Regions from separate parts of the Mus musculus genome. Here region 1 is linked to region 2. A link is a contact called in ENCODE Hi-C or POLR2A ChIA-PET data. All regions are on one chromosome and are shown on one strand. Each heading gives the region's core, a stretch centred on a gene start or an enhancer-like site at or near the end of the contact. The rest is flanking DNA. Distances are from core to core; before and after follow the strand shown. Region 1 holds the start of Ctbp2 (C-terminal binding protein 2). Region 2 holds the start of Edrf1 (erythroid differentiation regulatory factor 1).

Region 1 (2,700 bases), core at 71-2,570, 620 kb before region 2:
CACTGGGGTGGAATAAGTAGCTGCTGTCTCCAAGAGGTGCTGGGAAGGTGCACTGGAGGGGCGGCGACCTAGATCTCCAGCTCGGGGAGAGGGTGTCTGCAAAGGTCCAGCAGGGTGAAACTGCAGGGCTGTGGTACCCAGTGAGGCCATGTCATTGGGCAGCAGCTCACTTCGGTGGCTGAAGCTACTGGACCTATTGCGGGGTAGAGGGCCCGTCCGGTCCTGTCTCCGAAACTGCATCTCTGTCCTGCAGCTGCTGGCTAGGCGGCTTAGGACTCGGGCCTGGCCCAGGTTGGGTGCAACAGACTTGATGTCAGCATCCTCCAGGGTGGCCAAGACAGCTGGGGAGTCAAAGCCTTGCTGTAACAGGGCTGCTAGGGTGGCCTCTGCCACACCCTCTGCCCTCAGCAGGGCCAAAAACTCAGGGTACATGGTCCTCTTGCCCCCAGGTCCTTGGAATGTAGACAAGTCAGCTTCGTAATTCTCATAAGCCAGCTTTGAATGGATGCTTTCTCGGGTAGGCCCATAGCCTCTATTCAGGGAACCCGGGGCCACCCCCGTGCTGTTCTCAGTAGGGACAGCTGAGCTGGGGTCCACAACCAGGCATGTTGGGGCCACCTGTCTGGCAGGGGTTGAGTCAACAGGTCTTTCGCAGATATCGTTGTAGACCTGACTGGAGTTGGGGGAATAGGTAGGTACCTCTATCCCTAATCTGGTATCAGGCTGTTCCCTTCCATACCTCCCAGGAGATGGAGCCCTGCCGTGTGTCCGCTGGCCATGCGGGACAGTTTTACCCCCAGATTCCGGGTACAGGTGGCCAGTGTCCTGCAGAGCAGGTAACTGGCCTTGTACCTGCTCCCATGGCATTCTGCTGCCAAGCATTCCGTAGCTGGGCACCGGCCGGCTGGTTCCTGGGTCCCGATAGAAGGGAGGCTCCTTGGGTACCCTGGTGCCCCTGGATGGGTCGCCATAGTAGTCTTGTGGCAGCACGGAGCCACGGCCAGACATCACTGCCTGCCTGCTGTCGTAGAAGGTGAAGTCAGGCACGGAGCCCTTTCTTGATGCCAGTGAGTTATAAAAAGCTTCCCGGGACAGGTAGGACTCAGTATCCTGGGCACGATGGTTTAGCAGCTCGCACCAGGTCCCTTCTCCAGGGCCATACGTCAGAGAACTTCTCCTCCCTGGAGGTCCAGCATTCTCCCAAGGGCCCTCATACCAGCCAGCAGCATCCCAGCTCTGAGAACGGCCAATATTGATGTGCCTGCTGGGAACCGGCATTGGCAGAGCAAATGACTACAGCAAAGGCAGGGAGGAAGCCTTTCTTTATAAATCTTCAATTACATACATCCAAACCAGACCTGGCCACACGCGAGCCCTTCCGAGACGGCAGGAACAAACAACTGGGGGTTTCTGTTTCAAGGCACGACCTAAATTATTAATCCTCTGAAACCTTAGTAGGCAAAAAGCAGACTCACGGTAACTTTGCCTCACTCCCCAATGGTAGCCCGCAAGGTCTGTCCTGTGTGCTTCTAAGCCCAGGCAGGAGGCTGTGCTCCAGCCTGCTGGGCCCCCTTTCCAGTGGCTGTGCTCACATGGCCCCCTCAGCTCTTGCAGCGTGAGGATTAGGAGCTAAATAAAACCCCTAAAGCTTTTGTTCCATGTGACATCTCGGACTGATGAAGCTGGCTGCTTGCTTTAGCCAGGCCTTACAGGCAGCTGGAATGATCCCACATGGCTTTGCCCCGGAGTCTGATCCCTCCCCCCACCCCATCCTTGCCTGGGTCTCTCTCATCCCTCTTGGGGGAGCCTCTGACCAGTGTCCTCTTCACTAAGTGCAAGAGAAGCAAACTGGAACTACTTAGCTGTCCATCCAGTCCTAATCCCTCTGCGAGAGACATTACATTAATCTAGCAGCACACAGCTACAACAGATCAAATGGAGAGCCCCCGGGACCGATTCCAGAATGGGAGGTATTCTGGGAGGCAGGGACTCTGTCCAACCCTGGAACCTGACTTCCAGGATTCTGGTTATAGATCAAATAGGTTATATAGCCCAAACCCAAATTCTCTCTACCTTTAAATGGTAAGATTCTTTCATACCACAGAGAAAAAGACAAAGTATGGGTTAGGACCTGGAATTCTCACTGTAAGACAACAACAGGGATTGGGCTGAGTAGTGGGTTGGCCACCAGGGAAGAAAAACAGGAACTCTTGTGTCTCCCATCTCAGTCTGTGCGGCACGTACAAAGCTCCCTCTTGACACCATTGTGTTAACAGATTTCACAAAATAAACTGAGGGGGTAATCAAGAAGTATATTTAAATGAGTTCATGTAGCTAACTGTACACAGCCACAAGACCAAAAAGTTCTCGCAACTAGACAAATGCTAGCCATTTAAAAGGAAAACAAGAAATGAAAAACAAATATGAGAAATATGGAAACTTACTTTGAGGTGGAAATTTAGATAACAGTACCATTTCTATTAAGTAGGTTTATGGTCTTTCCATCCTTTCACCATGCCCATGCCCAGTCCCCAATATCCAACACAAATTCCAGGAGAAGAGCTGTGTCACACTCCTCCCTAAAGGGTCCTGATCCAGCCAAACCAGCCTTCAAGAAGCCACAGATGTCACCTTCCCAGTGTGGCTGTGACCAAGGCTGGACCACTGTGCAATTAACCCGAACACAATTAACCCGCAAAG
Region 2 (2,834 bases), core at 229-2,728:
ATTCCTGTAAAAAAAAATATTCCTGTAACGTGAGTTAATGGATATACAGGGTTTATTTTTAAGTACTCAAAGTTTAATCTTTTTGTGTTAGCTACATAGGTCTTATTCAGATCTCTGTATTATTATTGTGTGTGTGTTCATGCCACAGGACATGTGACGGCCAGAGGGGAGCTTTCCAGAGTCAGTTCTCTCCTTCTACAGTGGGGTCCAGGGATGACATGGAACTCGGGCCCTCAGTTTTGTTTGGCACAAGCTTTTATGTGACGAGCCTGCTAGCCTCTGATGTAATAAACAACGAAAAGGACAAAACAAACAAACAAACAAACAAACAAAAACTGGCTCTAAATACAGAGTAGTTTAAAAAAAAATCACAAAACATGCTTTAAAGTAAGGATCTGCAAAATATGCACCAAAAAGTTAATTCATAAAAATGTCTTGTTTTGCATGAAAGCAATTTGCAGACTGCATCTGCTTTCTCCGAGAACTCCTAAAGTTTTTCAGTTACTGGGTTTTTAGAGACTAAGGAAAATTATAACCTGGCATGGCTAAATAATTGCAAAGGCCAAAACACTGAAAACTGAAAACGTATACCTCCGTCCTGGCTCAGCCATTAGGAGCACTTTCTGCTCTTGCAGAGGACACAGCTTAGCACCCACAGCCCACAACTCCCAACTGCGTGTAACTCCCGTTCCAGGAGATCTGATGCCCTCTTCTGGTTTCTGCGGGCACTGCATGCACACACGCAGCCAAAGCACTCAAAACACATTTAAAAAAAAAAAAAAAAAAAAAAAAAACCCAAAACGTAATACCTCGACATAAAACAAAACCTTTTACCTCAAATATATATGTTTTATGAGGAATGTAGCAGTTTGTCTGTTATTGGGTGCAGGGTGGAAATGTAGCTCCGAGTGCTTGCCTAGCCTACACGAAGCCCTGGGTTCCATCCTCGGGCAGAAAGAAACCCCAGCCCTCGGGAGCTGGAGGCAGAGTGTCAAGTTCAAGGTCACTCTCGGCTATTTTGCGAGTTCGAAACCAGCCAGGGCTGCATGAGCGCTGCCTAGAAACCGATTAAACAGACTGATGGCTTCTCTCTCCTTGCTTCAGCCCCACTGATCTGAGGGTGCTGAGACCCACGGAGGTCCCCGCGCGTGTGCAACTCGGAGAAGCCCCAAGAGAGCGGCCGCCTGCGAGGGCCTTGATGCCACCAGCTTTGATTACGCGAATACCCAAGGCGGCACCGCCCCACCCCAGCCACCGCGACTTTGACTCAAGTCTCATTAACTGTTTGCCAACAAAGACCGGCCACGAGCGAGGGGGAGGAGCCCGGGAGGCGTGTATCGCGAGAAGTGTCCGCCCTAATGGTGTGACAGGCAACGGCGTGCGGCAGCTCCTGCCCGGACCGCGAAGGAGGAGCCAGAGCCGGAGGACGGGCTGGACCTTTGGGTGAATCTCGCGAGATTTCATCGCGCTACCTCGAGCTCTTCCTGGCAGCCGCCGGAAGTGCGAGCCGCTGAGTGTCCGAGTCGCTCGCTCTGAGGTTCTCCTGCGACTCTGGGCCCGCGTTCCTGTCGCCGCCTCCAGGGCTCGCGCGTCTGGTCGCCTCCCCAGGGTCGGAAATGATGGGGGACCCCAAGGAAGCAGGAGCCGAGGCTTCTCCTTCAGGGGCGGCCGCCCGAGGAGGGCTCAGCCTCCTGTCCCAGGCGGACTCCGAGGAGCCTTCTGCACAGGTGAGAGGCGGCGGCGGCGGAGCGCGACCTGCAGGGGCTTGGGGGGTTTGCGGGCCTGGGAGGGGGACGTGGGGCTTCTGGAACTTTCTTCCACGCCTCCTTAGCACCTCTAGTACGGAATGAATCACCAGGCGAGCCTGTCGTCGGGTGTGCAGGCAGGCGTTTGCTTGCAATGCGCAACACCCCTGGCTTCGCACTCGGCGCCAGTGGACGGGCTATAGAGTGTGTGTGTGTCACAGCCCGCCGAAGGCAGGCAGAGGAGAGAGGGACGGACCCAGGGAGGGCACAGAGAATTTGCAACGCCTGGAAGGGTTCTCGAAGGAGAGTCGAACAGCGGGTCCAGACATTGAGCATGCCCGGGTGGGTGTAGGGTCAGCTACGGAGCTAATGTAGAATGGGATGCGATGAGCTTACCGATCAATCGCTGTGTGTTTGGTAAAAATAAACACGTCCTGCAAATGACGTTTGTCATTGACTTATGCTACTTAAAAATATTCCATTAGAACCGTACAGAAGTCTTGCTCGTTTTACATGCGGTTGACAGGACACAGTTGAGCGCACTTAGTTTCTGAGTCTACATTTTTCTGTGACTCATCGTACCGGGTTGAGTCTTGGCTGGTGTGGAACTGGTTATGCAGACCGGGCAGTCAAGCTGGACGTAGACCTTGCACTGGCCCTTGTGCCTCTGCCTCCAGAGTGCTTGAAGCTTGTGTTTGCAACTACTATGCCCAGATTTTTAAAAAGCAGGTTGGTTGGCCCCTGTCCACTTCTTGATTGATCCTTTTTTTTTTTTTTTTTTTTTTTAGTTTCGTGAAAAACAGCTAAGTAAGCGTAATTTAAGCTTGTTTATTAAGTGTTAGAGCTGACACGCAGCTGAGGCTCCTTGTGAATCCTGATTTGGTGGGTTCTTAATTCATTTTTATGAAAGTGAGATTGTCGTTCCTGGCAGTGTTCATTAAAGCTTCATTCCATATGTTATTTAGGGATCGGCCTTATTTCTTGGAGGCAACGAAGTGAAAAGCAGAGCTGTGGTAAAATACTCTTCTGCCCCTCCTCGAACAGCGTTTGCACGTCTCGAAGAAAAAACAGACTTGAAACTCCCACCTG

The links. Hi-C counts contacts between places; a loop is a spot of excess contacts on that map. ChIA-PET counts read pairs that join two places held with the same protein, here RNA polymerase II (POLR2A).
Region 1: a map of left cerebral cortex shows a loop between it and region 2 (4-fold over the local background). The contact joins the promoter of Ctbp2 here to the promoter of Edrf1 in region 2. A Hi-C loop is called at or near these places in 1 of 37 maps with a recorded cell type or tissue (left cerebral cortex). POLR2A ChIA-PET finds 5 or more read pairs at or near these places in 2 of 5 experiments (Patski and embryonic stem cell).

What each region holds. Positions count from the first base shown.
Region 1 is chr7:133,013,927-133,016,626 of GRCm38, forward strand. Ctbp2 (C-terminal binding protein 2) reads right to left here and starts at 1,321. Exons shown (of 9, transcript NM_001170744.1): 1 at 1-1,321. The coding sequence starts at 1,278.
Region 2 is chr7:133,636,197-133,639,030 of GRCm38, forward strand. Edrf1 (erythroid differentiation regulatory factor 1) reads left to right here and starts at 1,479. Exons shown (of 25, transcript NM_178115.4): 1 at 1,479-1,727; 2 at 2,711-2,834. The coding sequence starts at 1,617.